Regions from separate parts of the Homo sapiens genome. Here regions 1 and 3 are each linked to region 2. A link is a contact called in ENCODE Hi-C or POLR2A ChIA-PET data. All regions are on one chromosome and are shown on one strand. The core of a region is the stretch at or near the end of the contact, and the rest is flanking DNA. Distances in the headings are between cores, read along the strand shown. Region 1 has its middle 94 kb from the start of WSPAR. Region 2 has its middle 45 kb from the start of WSPAR. Region 3 holds the start of WSPAR (Wnt signaling pathway activating non-coding RNA).

Region 1 (4,503 bases), core at 1,645-4,144, 49 kb before region 2:
GGCAGGTGAAAGCTGGGACAGAGAATAAAGAAACAGCATGACCTGGCACAGTACTAAGTGCTTTCCATACCCTAAGTCACATCATCCTCCTAACAACCTATGATGCCAGCAAAAACAGTGGCCCCATTTTAAAGATAAAGAAAATGAATCTTGAGAATACACATGACATGTTCAAGGTCATCCAGTAGAATCTGGATTCAAACCCATATCTGCCTGGCTCCTAAGCCAGGGAACTGGGAGTAAACATGGCAACCTTATCCAAGAGAACTTCGATCCAAGAATCTCATGGCATGTGGCCCACCTGAATGACTCTCCTTCCACGTGGTGCAGCCTTGTCACCCCTTTAGGGAACGTGAGCACGGGGATGAATCACATCTTACCTCATCACAGCCCTCAGCATGCTCCAGGTCCCAGAAATTCTGATAGCAGCAGCAAGAGTCAACAATGGGCCGTGGATTAACAGCATTTACTCTGCAAGGAGCTGCCAGGACTGGGAACACACAGCATGGCCATGCAGGGGCTGTTGGCCAGAGAAGCAGCCCCATCACAGAGCCCAGCTGCAGGCCAGTACTGAAGGCCTGGGTCTTGCTGCTTTGGGTCACTCCCAATTTCATCCACATCCTAAACTCCACTAGCTCTGTGTGCTGCCTCCTTGCTGGATCCAGCTACTGGAGAGGGGAGCCGGCTGTGTCACTGGGGAACTTAACAAGGCTAATTCCACTGAAACCTCCATTAACTTTACTACTTCTGTGTAAGTGTTTCATTGTAAATAATGATTCCCCACCACAGAAACACACTGCCAGAATCTCCCGGCGGACATAAAATTAAATCCAGCCCCCACAGCCTACTCACGAAGTGCATTGTGATAGCTGCATAATCTTCCAAACCACAGAGGGCTGCAAGCACTTTCCACCAATTTCAGGGGAGGCTTGACTTTAATCTGCCCTAATGAACAGATCTATGCACCCCTACACCTTCCCCTGCCTCACACCAAATCCCCTTTCAATTCAGATTCCTTTTTGAGGATGAATTGTACCACAGTTCTGAGCACAAAAGAACCTCACTCATCTCAGACAAGGACTCAGCTTAAAGCCCCCCACCCAGCCCTTCTCTTCCAACAAAGTCCAGGAGAAGATGTTTTAGAAGATACTATATATATATATATGTACACACACACACACGTACGCATGCACACACACACAATTTCCAGGAAGATCAGCAGAATTTCTAGAACGAAGGAGATCTGCCCAGCCGTCCACCCACATGCCCACCGCCCACACACATAGCTTCCCCAATCCTTTCTCAATGCTGGGTCGGAACCTGCTGTTTCCCTGCCTTGCGTACACATGAAACACTTCCCTCCAACCCTGGAGAGAGACTGCACAAGGTTCAGCTAAAATAAGAACCACCTAGAACAAGAAAGTGAAGTCAACTTCACTTTGAAAATAAACAGGCATGCCCTCTGTCTCTCCCAGCCTGGGCAAGGGACAGGAACAGCTTTTGGGTGCAGGGCCCTTGGGAGGAAGCCTTCCCTTCTGAGTTTTTAGATGCAGGTTTCAGGAATGCCCGGACCACCAAGCCTCTGTCTGCTCCCTGCTCACACCCTGCTCCTCCACTCTGCTCAGTGGCTGAGAAGCATGGAGGTGTCATTGCTGAGCTCTCAGGAGCCTCTCTGACCTCCTGGAACCCGCACAAGGCTCTTCACCCTCTCTGTGCAACGACACTCAGCCTGAGGGGTGCACTGAACTGTAGGCTATAATTTAAGCATCTGTTTGTGTGCTCTTCACTTGCTAAACTCATAGCACCGTTGGAGGCGCAGGCAGGTTTAGGTGACCCGAGAAATTCACAATACATCCACAGATCAAGATGAAACCGGGCTGCCCACGCATTGTTCCAGATGAGACCTCCTGTTTCCACATTCAAATTTCCAATTCTGATTTTAAAGAAGAAAAGGAATAGTCTGTTTTTCAAAAACTAAAATCCTGAATGAAGCCTTGCACATAAAGAATATTCAGGCTGAGGGACCTCCACATCAACTGCTCCTGGCCAGCACCTCCTTGTTAATCAAATGACAGTGTGGCAGCCACCCTCCCTGCCCTTGGAGATGGGGCTGCTGCGTTTAGTCCTCACAGCAGCCCCATCGGGCATTAGTTTCAGCTCCATTTTTCACATGAGGAGGTGGCCGCTCATAGGTACACTGACTTGCTCAAGGTCACACAACTATAGAAAACGGCAGAAGGAAGACTCAAACTTGGGTCTTCTTGCTCCAAATCCTCTTCCCAGCACGGCACGGCGCAGGTTCTGCAGTGCCTCGTGTCAGCAGGCCTGAGGGGTTGCAGTCGCAGAGGCCTGTGTCCTCCAGGGCCCCTTTCCACCCATGCCTCCTCCCCCAGAAGTCCTTCCCCACAGAGCAGCACAGCTTCCCCGGGCCGGCTGGGAGGGTCCAGCTGTCACGCTGCATTTCTCTCCACTTATTTCTGCTTCCCTCATGACCTCCGTTTCAACAAGATGTGCCTTTAAATTAGATCCCAGAAGGAACTTCAAGGCAAATTCCCACATTTGTGACGTTTATGGAACTTGTCATTGTTTATGCTATTATAGTGCCATCAGCTGTGAGGGCACATTCTTCCTGGTTACAACATTGTTTTTCTTCCCTTTGGGAGGGAAGCACCCTTGAAACCAGAGGCTTGTCTGGTACCCGCATAACCTCCTTATTCCCTACTCCACTTATGTATATTTTTCTCTGTGGATCATGTACATGGTCTTTCAATTTCATGTCTGTGATTTATACATTGCAGTGTTTGCTATCCTCTGTACAACAGAGAGAAAATAGTTACTTTACAGGAAGAACAATGTGACAGGCTCCCAACTCTGCAACATTCGCCAAACCCGGAGTCAAGTGCAGCTTTAGCTTTCGTAAGTGTTGGAATTTAGGCTTCATGTTTCACTTACTCTTGCAGGCAACTGAAGAGCAGAAACCAACTGTTTGTGGCCAGCCCTGAGCTAGGGACCAAGGAAGAACCAAGACATGTAATATCTTATATCCTCTCCCTGGGGACTTCTCAACTTGTTGGAGGGAAAAAAGATACATTAAACTATTAGAAAACAATGCAATGTATGTTATTGATAGTGTATTCTAATAAATAAGCTGCTATTTTCAGAAAAGGGTGGTAATAGGAGATGTTTCGGATTTGAAGGGAAGTTATACAAGAAAACATTGATTGTGTTTGAAAACTATACATTTTCTGAAAACTTGTTATAATGTATCCCTTTAAAAGCTTAATACAAACTATCTCATAGGCTGTTGCCAAGCTTTGAAAAGTCCACAAGGAGGTAAGGAAAGAAAGAAATTATTAAATTGTAAAAATACTGATTAAAGGAAGAAGACCCTTTCTTTAGAAAAAATAATATTCTTCTGATTAGTCACAGAATTTCTTGAGGGTTTCATGCTAACATCATGCCTTCAGCAAAAGGTCAAGTTTTCCTTCTCATCTGGTTCTTGATCAGCCTGAGCTAAAGACAGACCCTCCCTGGAAATGAGCCATCAAGGATGAAAGAGACAGAAGCTGAATTTAGCAGGAGGGAGAATGAAGATGAAAAGTGAAAGCAAACAGGGGTAGGACGCAGCCCCAGTGACCACATGTCCTGGCTTGCTGGGACAATTCAATTTACACCCACTGTTCCAGCATTAATTATTAACAGTGTCCCTTTTCCTTACCAGAATAATCCTGATTGGGACAATAAGTAACATGGGCCACTCTAGAAACAGTGGGAACAAGAGTCCAGAGGCAGGAATTGGCAGTGTGTGTGCTCAGGGGTGAGAGGTGCTATGAAGACTCCAGCTCAAGTGGAGAGTTGAGCACATGTGGGGACAGGGAAGAGGGCACTGTGGAGGAGGCGCAGGACTGGATCCAACAGGGCCCAGAAGCCAGCAGGGAGGAGCTCCTACTTCATCCCATGGGTTTATTAGGGAGTCACTAAGGATTCTTGAGCAGGATAATTATGACCCCAGGCAACATGCTCAGAAAGGACAAGGAGTGAGATACCAGAGAAAAGGAGACTGGTCGGAAATTCAGTTGCCAGGAACGTAGCGGTGCAAGGAGGAGGAACACAAAAGGCAGGAGGATCAGATGCCAAGGGTCTTATGGGAGCCCAACGGGGGCACAGTGAGAAGGGAAGAATGAAGACAAGTGACCCTGGGGGGTCACACTCAGGCATATTTCTCAATCAAACCTCCTGCACTTCTTGAGTGACAAAGATGACTTGCCTCCAAGACTCTGCATTGCAAGAACAAAGAGAAAAGCTGATATGACAAAATGCTTAGAATTATGTCTTTGATGTATGAACACTCCTCGCCCCCTGGACCCTGATAAACAGAGTTCACCCCAGAATCCCTTGATGTATCCAAAGTGCACATCTTTAATAACAAGAGGTCTCTGAAGGTAGATTTCCTCTTCCATTTGTGGAGCTATTTCAATTTTTAGGGGCTTGGAGATGCTTCCG
Region 2 (4,043 bases), core at 1,406-3,905:
AGAATCCCCAAGCAGAGAGACAGAGAAGGAGCAAGTGCAGACACCTTGCTCTGGCCTCTCAGGCCCCCTGTGATCTGACCTCAAAGGCACTGGCCCCTCTTCTTGCACCCCATGCAAGACAGCCTGGATCACTCCTAACGTTGTCGTCTTTTCCTATCTCTGAGCCTTTGTCCTTGCCACTGCCTCAGCCCAGAATGCCATTCCCCTTCCTGTTTATCAACCCTGCCCATACTTCTAGTAAGAAGTGGCTCAGCTCCAGCCCCTACTCTTAGTCCCCAACACCCCTATGATTTTTCTTCGATTCACTGAGATTAGGACTTGCTGAGGCCCAAGCTGTGTACTTGGTCTGGGAACACAAAGACTTAAGGATGAGACTCCTGAAGTGGCGCTTGAACCACATAATCCCATGAGCCGATTCTGTTTCCTCCACTGGACTGTGAGCTCCTTGGGGGAGTTCCCTCCCTGCTCAGCACACACAGCCACCCTCAGGGAAATGCAGCAGCTACTTCATGACACACATGGTGAACACACAGGTGGAAACATGTCCACAGACTCCCTGATGGCCAGCACTACAGTCTGCAGAGACACAGCTGACCGCATGCCCTACTTTGCAGATGGGAAATGGTCCTTTGAGAAAGGAGAAGAGGCTCCTGGGGGGAGAAAAGCCCAAAGCACTCCTCCAAGGATAAAAGGGATGGAAAGTGGAGCCTTGAACTTAGATCCCTTGGGGCCCGGAAGCCTGGGTTCGCATCAAGTCAGGTTCTTCCCTGCCCTGCCCTATCCTCAGGCCTGCAACACACACCCTAATCTCATTCTTGCTCTCAGACTTTTCCCTCCTCTTCTTCATAACTTGCCCCACTTCCTCCAGAAGCCGTCTCCAGCTCACTCAGTCCCAGTCCAGGCAGATCTTGCCATCTGCTCGTCCTTACAGTAAGCTTTCCAAGGCCACAGTCCTGCCCTCAAGTACAGCCAGAGCCTGGGATCCTGTTCATGACCTCAAAAGGTGGCCCAGGCAGTGGGGGAGCTGCTCGCTGGGTCCCTGGGTGACATTTAGCCCGCCTCTCTGATCACTTGTCCTGTACATTAAATATTAGTACCTCGGCTCATCCAGGGTTACTGAGGCCTTTAGGTGTGCCAGGCACAGTGCTGGGTGCTGAGGGAACAGCAGAAACCAGACACGCTGCACCCTGTCCTCATGGAGCCAACAGCCCAGTTTGGAAGATGGCCAGTGAGCAAGTATGCAGAGCTCAGGGTGAGAGCCGGGCCAGTACCATCCTGGGGAAGGTAGCACCATTTCCATTCCATGCTCTGCCTGCTCCCCCAACTTTCTTAACATGGAAGGGAAGTTGTCTGGGACCTGCAAACTACAACCCGTCCCAGCCCCACGCTCTTAGCCAACTTGGGCTCTGGTAGGTGTGGGGCAGGGGGTGGGGAAGGGAGGGGGTATGTATGCATGCGTGTGTGTGTGTGTGTGTGTGTGTGTGTGTGCACATGCATGCATGTGCCTGTGTGCATTTTCAAATACTTTCAACTTTGCAAAATAATGACATCTCTAACATAAAAACAGAAAGCCCATCAGCTGCAATCTGCCATTATATTTTTACTGGGACCCTCGTTGATCAAGAGTGTAATCTGTAAGATAACATAAGTGCTAATAATATTTTCCAGGGAAGCATTTCTCACTGTTAAGAACACAAAATGCTATTAGGGGGTATATTTGTTAACATTGATGAGACATAGATTACCCAGCTTCTGCAACAAGATGGGAACAGGCTGATTCTTTTCCCCTCTAAGCTGTTCAACTTCCAAAAAAAAATTAGCATAATGTGCTGAACGTTCTATACAATTCTAAGTTAATCTTAAAAACTCCTTTGTGATTCCTCTCCCATTAAAGACTTTAAATATCTTTATTCTCTTTTAATAGAGCAATTCATCAATGTATTCCTCTCAAAGGTAAGTAATATAGAAATATTAGATGGGGGCGATGGGTGACATGTTACATAAAAAGGAAGGCTCCATCAGAATGAATACGCTAATTAATACCGTACCTGGCACTTAGTAGGTACTTAATAAATGGATATTATATTACTTGATTGATCGAAATTCCCTAACATTTATAAAATAAAGCTTTTCAATATCATGTCAAGATTTTTAAAATACGAAACGCTTTATCATCATTTCCTGTTTAATTTTGAAGTTGGGTAGATTCTCGAAGCCCTTGCGTGCGACGGGCTTTCCTGCCTGGGCTTGGATCTCAGACTTTTGACAGAGCGCCACCTACTGCCCGAGCCTCACCACCTTCTCGCAGACCCGCTATTAATAAAATCGCCACAAGAAAAAGTAGAAAACAGTGTGTTTTATTCTCAAGCATTCAGCCAGCCCTTACTCTGTATGTGGCAGACCCTGGGGGAACAGACAAGACAAAACGCATCCCTGCTCCGAGATGTTCAATCTGCAAGAGAAATGACCAAGGAGGCAGAGCTAAATGGGGTGACATCCACCATGGGATAAGTCACAAGACAGAAGCCCAGGTCAGCTACAGACCCCCAACACTTCCCACCAGATGACTGGCCATGAGCAGGCAAAGCCCTCTTCCTCATCCACTCAGATCTCTTTACACACCCAACACAGCTGCCAGGTCCCTCCTGGTCCTGACCTCTGGGTGAAGTAACGGTCCTCGGCCAGCACAGTGACGATGGCTGGTCACTCGGGACTTGGATGCTGGCCATTAAAGCTGCACTGTGTGCAGGAAGACTCACAAGGAGCAAACAAAGGCTTTGGCAGCTCTCAACTCAGGCCTGCTCTCTACATCGCAAACAGGTTGTATTCCCCATGTTGGCCCGAGATACAATTAAGCTATTGATCCTTGTGCAAAATGGGCATTGATAAATCAATATGGAGCTGATGCTGTAGATAAACAGCGCGAGTCATCAGCAGGCATGGCATGTGTAAATGATTCGATACAGATTGGTATCTGGGGAAATTCTCCCTCAATATGGCCGAGAATGCCGAACGCTGTTAGGATGTGCAGCAGCTGCTTTTGCCCTAATTTATTGCTGTTGTCTTATTTACTCAACAAGAAGAGACTGAGCTCCTTCTGTGAGCTTGGCCATGTGCTCAGTCTGGGGACACAGGGACAATTGAGCCTCCCCATCACCATCCCCCATGAGTTCATGACCCAGGGCAGAGCTGGTAGAATTCTCCCTGCCCTCTGGAAGGTGGAAGACCTGAGTCAGGGTGGTCCCCTGCTGAGTACTCACTATGTGCCAGGCCCTGGGCTGGACATGCTATAGACAAACCTCTCAGTCTCCTGATGAGGACTGAGATAGAAGTTCCTGGCTCAGTTTTACTACTGAGAAAATTGAGGTATAGAGAGGTTAAGCAGTCACATAGCTAATAAGTGGTAGAGTGGGGATCTGAACCCAGTCTGCCCAGTTCTAAAGCCTAGATTCTTCCCTTACCTGGTTTATACAACGAATATCTTAGATCTGATCATCAAACAGGCTATTTCCACAACCAAAAACCATTCTCTCATCACAGGCAGCCAAGTGGCATTGACCACATGAGAATGGGGACACCTAAGAGCAGCCTTGCCTGACCTTGGAGGCACAGGTTGGAGGCCAAGGCCCCTAGCAGGTGGGTAGAGCAGGAATACAGTCACAGACACACAACCACAAACCACATCTCCCTTGCTAACAGAACCCTGGTGCTGTCCAGGCATCCATGCAGCAAGAAGGCTGGCCTGTATCCCAGCCCCACAACAGGATGTGAAGCTGGATTAACCTTAAACCAATTAGGGCAGTTGCATTCCTTTTGCTGATGACTAGCAAAATTCTGGCCAAGGAGACACTGCTCAGGAGAACAAGTCTGCTAGAGAGGCTCCTGGGAACAGAATGGTTTCTTAGCTCTTAAATAGAGACACAAGAATCATTTTTCACCCACCATATTGGCAAGAACCCAAAAGGTTGAGAACACATGCTACCGGTGTGGGGAAACAGGCCACTCATACGTCGCCGATGGGAGTACAAACTGATATCAATCCC
Region 3 (4,285 bases), core at 1,703-4,202, 44 kb after region 2:
GCCATTGCTTCTGATTTGGGAGAGTGCAGTTCCGAGTCCTCCTGCAGGGACGCCAGGCGTTGGTATTCAAAAACACCTCATTGTCTTGACAGCTCTGAAGCTGGGCCCTTTGGGAAAAGTTGGGTATCCTAACCAGAGGGCTTGGGAGTTGCCTGTAAGCCCAGGTGTACACTGTGTCCTACTCGGCAGGCAATTGAGACGGCTTCAGGCGGGGCTGCTGGGAGAAGTTCTGCAGCATGTCAGGAAATGGTCCCTCCAAGACCCCCCTTCCCCAGCAAAAGTGACCTGCGGTGGCAGTTAGACAGGGCTCAATGGCTAAACAAGACACACAGGACCAAAATGACAGTGCTTACAAGTCTACGGTTTATTGCAAGAAGAGGATATAAGACAGCAATAGCATTACAGTCAGGAATTTTATCACTGCCAGAGTGCCTCACCACAGTCTGAAGGGGCCAGGCATGAACTCCAATTGTCCTCCCTGTGAAAGGGCACCCTGGGTGCAATTTCTTGAATCAAGAACCACCAACATGTGCACTCAATGCCTCGGAACTGGGAAACCCGAGATGCATAGATTTTCAACCTCTTATGAAGCTCAAGAATATCTGCTCACATACCTGCGCAGGGGGGAGCAAGGACTCTGCTACCCATGTCCTAGGTTGGTCCACGTTCATTACAGAAATGGCCGAGGCCCATGGACTACAGGGGCATACAACACTGGGGAACTAGAACTCACTGAGCAGCCAGACAGAAGAGTGGACCAGGCATAGTCGTCCCAGTGGTTTTAACCAGAAAAGGCTTCCAGGGGAGGTAGGGGTCAAGGAGGGCCGGTTAGAGCCCAAGCCAGCTAAGCTTCTTGGAGGGACACTTCTAGGGGATGAAGGAGTGAGAGTGGAAGGTTTCATAGAGAGGGTCAAGCATCGCCCTGCCCACACTGCTTGTTTCAAAGTGCAAAGATCCCATGGCTGGAGTTAAATGCTCCCCATGGTTGGGATGCTGCCTGTCCCTGTTCTTCACAGTTCCAGGCTGGGGATCCACCTCTGCCATGTAAGATGGAATGTGGATCCGCATGGCCAGGTCTGTACACCATCAATCAGATATGAAGCAACTCTGGGGGCTACCCCATCTTACTTCCTTCCACTCTGGAATTATTTGTGCTAGAGGGTACCTTGGAGCAGTAATTTCATATACCAACAATGTCCAATCAAGCACTGTAGAACTGCTGTTCCACAATTAAACTCTGTAGCCATAATTTGTTTATCAATAAAATGTAGGCCAGGTGCGGTGGCTCATGTCTGTAACCCCAGCACTTTGGGAGGCCAAGGCAGACAGGTCACCTGAGGTCAGGAGTTCGAGACCAGCCTGGCTAACATGGTAAAATGCTGTTCCTACTAAAAATACAAAAAATTAGCCAGGCATGGTGGTGCACGCCTGTAATCCCAGCTACTCAGGAGGCTGAGGCAGGAGAATCGCTTGAACCCGGGAGGCGGAGGTTGCAGTGAGCTGAGATTGCGCCACTGCACTCCAGCTTGGGCAACAAGAGTGAAACTCCGTCTCAAAAAAAATGTAAGGCCAGGCATGGTGGCTCATGTCTGTAACCCTAGAACTTTGGGAGGTCCAGGTGGGAGAATCTCTTGAGCCGAGGAGTTCGAAACCAGCCTGGGCAACATAGTGAAACCTTGTCTCCACAAAAAGTTTTTAAAAATTAAGCGAGTATGGTGGCATGTGCCTGTCATCCCAGCTACTCAGGTGGCTGACGTGGGAGGGTCGCTTAAGCCCAGGAGGTCGAGGGTGCAGTAAGCCATGGTGGTGCCACTGTACTCCAGCCTGGGCAACATAGAAAAACCTTGTCTCAAAAAATGAAAAATGAAAAATTTTTTTTTGAGAAGGAGTCCTGCTCTGTTGCCCAGGCTGGAATGCAGTGGCGCAAACTTGGCTCACTGTAAGCTCTGCCTCCCAGGTTCACACCATTCTCCTGCCTCAGCCTCCCGAGTAGCTGGGACTACAGGTGCCCACCACCATGCCCGGCTAATTTTTTGTATTTTTAGTAGAGACGGGGTTTCACCATGTTAGCCAGGATGGTCTCGATCTCCTGACCTTGTGATCTGCCTGCCTCGGCCTCCCAAAGTGCTGGGATTACAGGCGTGAGCCACCAGGCCCAGCCAAAACGTAATTGTAATTAAGTTTACTTTCCAAAGAAGAAAAAACACTCAGAATCCAAACAGGACAGGTGGAATCAAAGGCTTCTTCACAAAGATGCGTGGGGTAATGCGGAACCCCTTTTCTTAAGAAAAGTTTCTGCTCAGAGGGGATCCTGGCCTTGCTGTTGCAGCTGTTATAAATCGTCCATGGGCATGAAAATGGAGATGGTCTTTGGAGGCCCGGGGAGAGATAAGGAGAGTAACAGACGCCACAGAGGCCATGCTTGGCTGTGGGTTGCAGAGATCTCCATCCCGATTGGAATAGTAATTGCTTCATTGGATCATTGCTTCGAAAAATAATGCGGTGGGGGAGCAGAGGCAGCCCGCTGTGAATTCCAAGCAGGAACATACTGAACTGCTCCAGAGAGAGGGAACTCTGCAGCAGGGAGCGCCTGGAGCCAGGAGTCCACTCACCCCAGCAGGAGGACTCTCCAACAAGAATTCGCCACTCCTGACCTGGAATGTGGAGATGGGAATGGCCAGACGGGCCCTGGACCTGGTGAAGGATGTCAGGACACTACAGCGTCACTGCTCCTGGTGGCAGCCACCATCTCTTAACCCCTCAGGGAGAGTTAAGATTCAGGTCAGCACCTAGAGCAGCTACCTCAGAGTACTTAATGCCAATCCCTGGGCAAAGAACTTCTACACTAAATTCCATTCTGTCGTCACCACGCTGGGAGGTGGACATTACTATCCTCATCTGACAGACAAGGAAACTAACACTACAAGGAGATTAAATAGCATGACAAAGTCTCCATCCTGGCTGAACTTTGGATAAGATCTACGTTTGGGATTCTTCTTGGTGATGGATGATGCCTAGACCAGCCCCAGACACCCTCCCAAGCCTAAGCTCCCCTCTCCTGTTCTGACATCCCCATCCCACCAGGAACCCAAGCTTGTGGCCATCGTGCCAGGAGGACTTCTTCCAGGTTTTAGTATAGCCTGAGTGACCTCTAGGAGTCCTTGGACCTGAGCTAACTCCTGTACAATTTTGGCCGGTTGTCTGGTTAATAAATTAACAATTGGTAATGATAACAGCTAGCCAACATTGTTGGTTATATGCCAGCCACTAAGGTAAGCATTATCTTATATGGCCCTCATAATCTCTCTATAAGGTAGAGTTATATAATCCCCATTTTATAGAGGGGGAAACTGAGGATTAAGCACGTGAGTCACCTGTGGGAAGGCAGAGTCTGGAATCCAGGGGGTTCGATTCCAAGGTCCATGCTTTTAACTCCTGTGTTTTTTTGCTCAGTTTCAGAAAACCCAGTTCACAGAAATCTGATACTTTAGAGATAAATTATTCACATAACAAAAGGATCTTTTACCTTGGGGAAGGATTCAGCTGGACTTTGAGCATAACTTCCTTCGTGCATTTAAAATGTGACCTGACTTAGGATTTTTGGTGTCCTGCCCATGACCTGATGAGAAACTATATTTGTCCCCAGGCTTCTTCAGCTGATATCCTTCTTCCCCTACAGGGAAGGAGGTCAAATCTAATCCTAGGCCTGGAAATGCTTGGCCAGGGCCTGGTGGTGCCCAAGCCCCTCTCAGGCTGGGCTTTGGCTTCTTGGGGCCAGGCCTTGGGTATAGAGGCCACTGCCCACACTCAGGCCCAGACAAGCTTGGTGACCTTGCATGGGCCACTCCGTGTCTCTTGCTCTGCCGCATGTAACCCTGGTCATGCTGACTTGCTCTTGCTGGGGCTCCCGGGTGTATCTAATAAATGATGTAAAGCACTTAGAGACATAAGTGCTCAACTACTGGGGCCATAAATTACCAGGGATGGATTCCTGAATGTTATGATTATGTGCTTGTGCTTGTTCTCAGTAATGAATAATTATCCTTTTAGTCCTGCAGCCACATCCAAACATCTTCACCCCACAGGACTAGAGGAGTCACTGACCCTGACTGCTGGGCTCCTCCGATGGTCATGGGCAACAACCAAATGCAAAGCTTGGTCCCTGATGGACACCAGTCTGAAGAACCTTTTCTATAAGGCACGTTTGGGTAAATTTGAACACAGGCAAGGTATTAGATGGTGTCAGGAAACTGTTAACTTTGTTAGGTATAATCATGGCATTATG

Evidence for each region. A loop is a pair of places that touch in the nucleus more often than their neighbours do. ChIA-PET counts read pairs that join two places held with the same protein, here RNA polymerase II (POLR2A). Pooled maps may share reads with other maps.
Region 1: a map of gastrocnemius medialis shows a loop between it and region 2 (4-fold over the local background). The contact joins two enhancer-like sites. A Hi-C loop is called at or near these places in 2 of 168 maps with a recorded cell type or tissue (astrocyte of the cerebellum and gastrocnemius medialis), 13 of 37 single-sample maps with no recorded cell type and 11 of 50 pooled maps. POLR2A ChIA-PET finds 5 or more read pairs at or near these places in 1 of 52 experiments (activated CD4-positive, alpha-beta T cell).
Region 3: a map of endothelial cell of hepatic sinusoid shows a loop between it and region 2 (6-fold over the local background). The contact joins the promoter of WSPAR here to the enhancer-like site in region 2. A Hi-C loop is called at or near these places in 3 of 168 maps with a recorded cell type or tissue (DLD1, astrocyte of the cerebellum and endothelial cell of hepatic sinusoid) and 1 of 50 pooled maps. POLR2A ChIA-PET finds 5 or more read pairs at or near these places in 3 of 52 experiments (SK-N-SH, WTC11 and common myeloid progenitor, CD34-positive).

The regions. Positions count from the first base shown.
Region 1 is chr5:133,817,782-133,822,284 of GRCh38, forward strand. It overlaps a transcript of FSTL4 not described here. Among named protein-coding and RNA genes, the nearest start is that of WSPAR, 94 kb to the right of the region's middle. Within about 2 kb of position 2,895, at least 6 of the 41 ENCODE cell types and tissues checked have a DNase peak (open chromatin) inside an H3K27ac peak, as active enhancers do; they include gastrocnemius medialis, where a contact is called at or near this core.
Region 2 is chr5:133,867,081-133,871,123 of GRCh38, forward strand. No RefSeq gene overlaps it. Among named protein-coding and RNA genes, the nearest start is that of WSPAR, 45 kb to the right of the region's middle. Within about 2 kb of position 2,656, at least 8 of the 41 ENCODE cell types and tissues checked have a DNase peak (open chromatin) inside an H3K27ac peak, as active enhancers do; they include gastrocnemius medialis, where a contact is called at or near this core.
Region 3 is chr5:133,910,725-133,915,009 of GRCh38, forward strand. It overlaps WSPAR (Wnt signaling pathway activating non-coding RNA), which reads left to right and starts at 2,953. Exons shown (of 3, transcript NR_131252.1): 1 at 2,953-3,272; 2 at 4,051-4,198.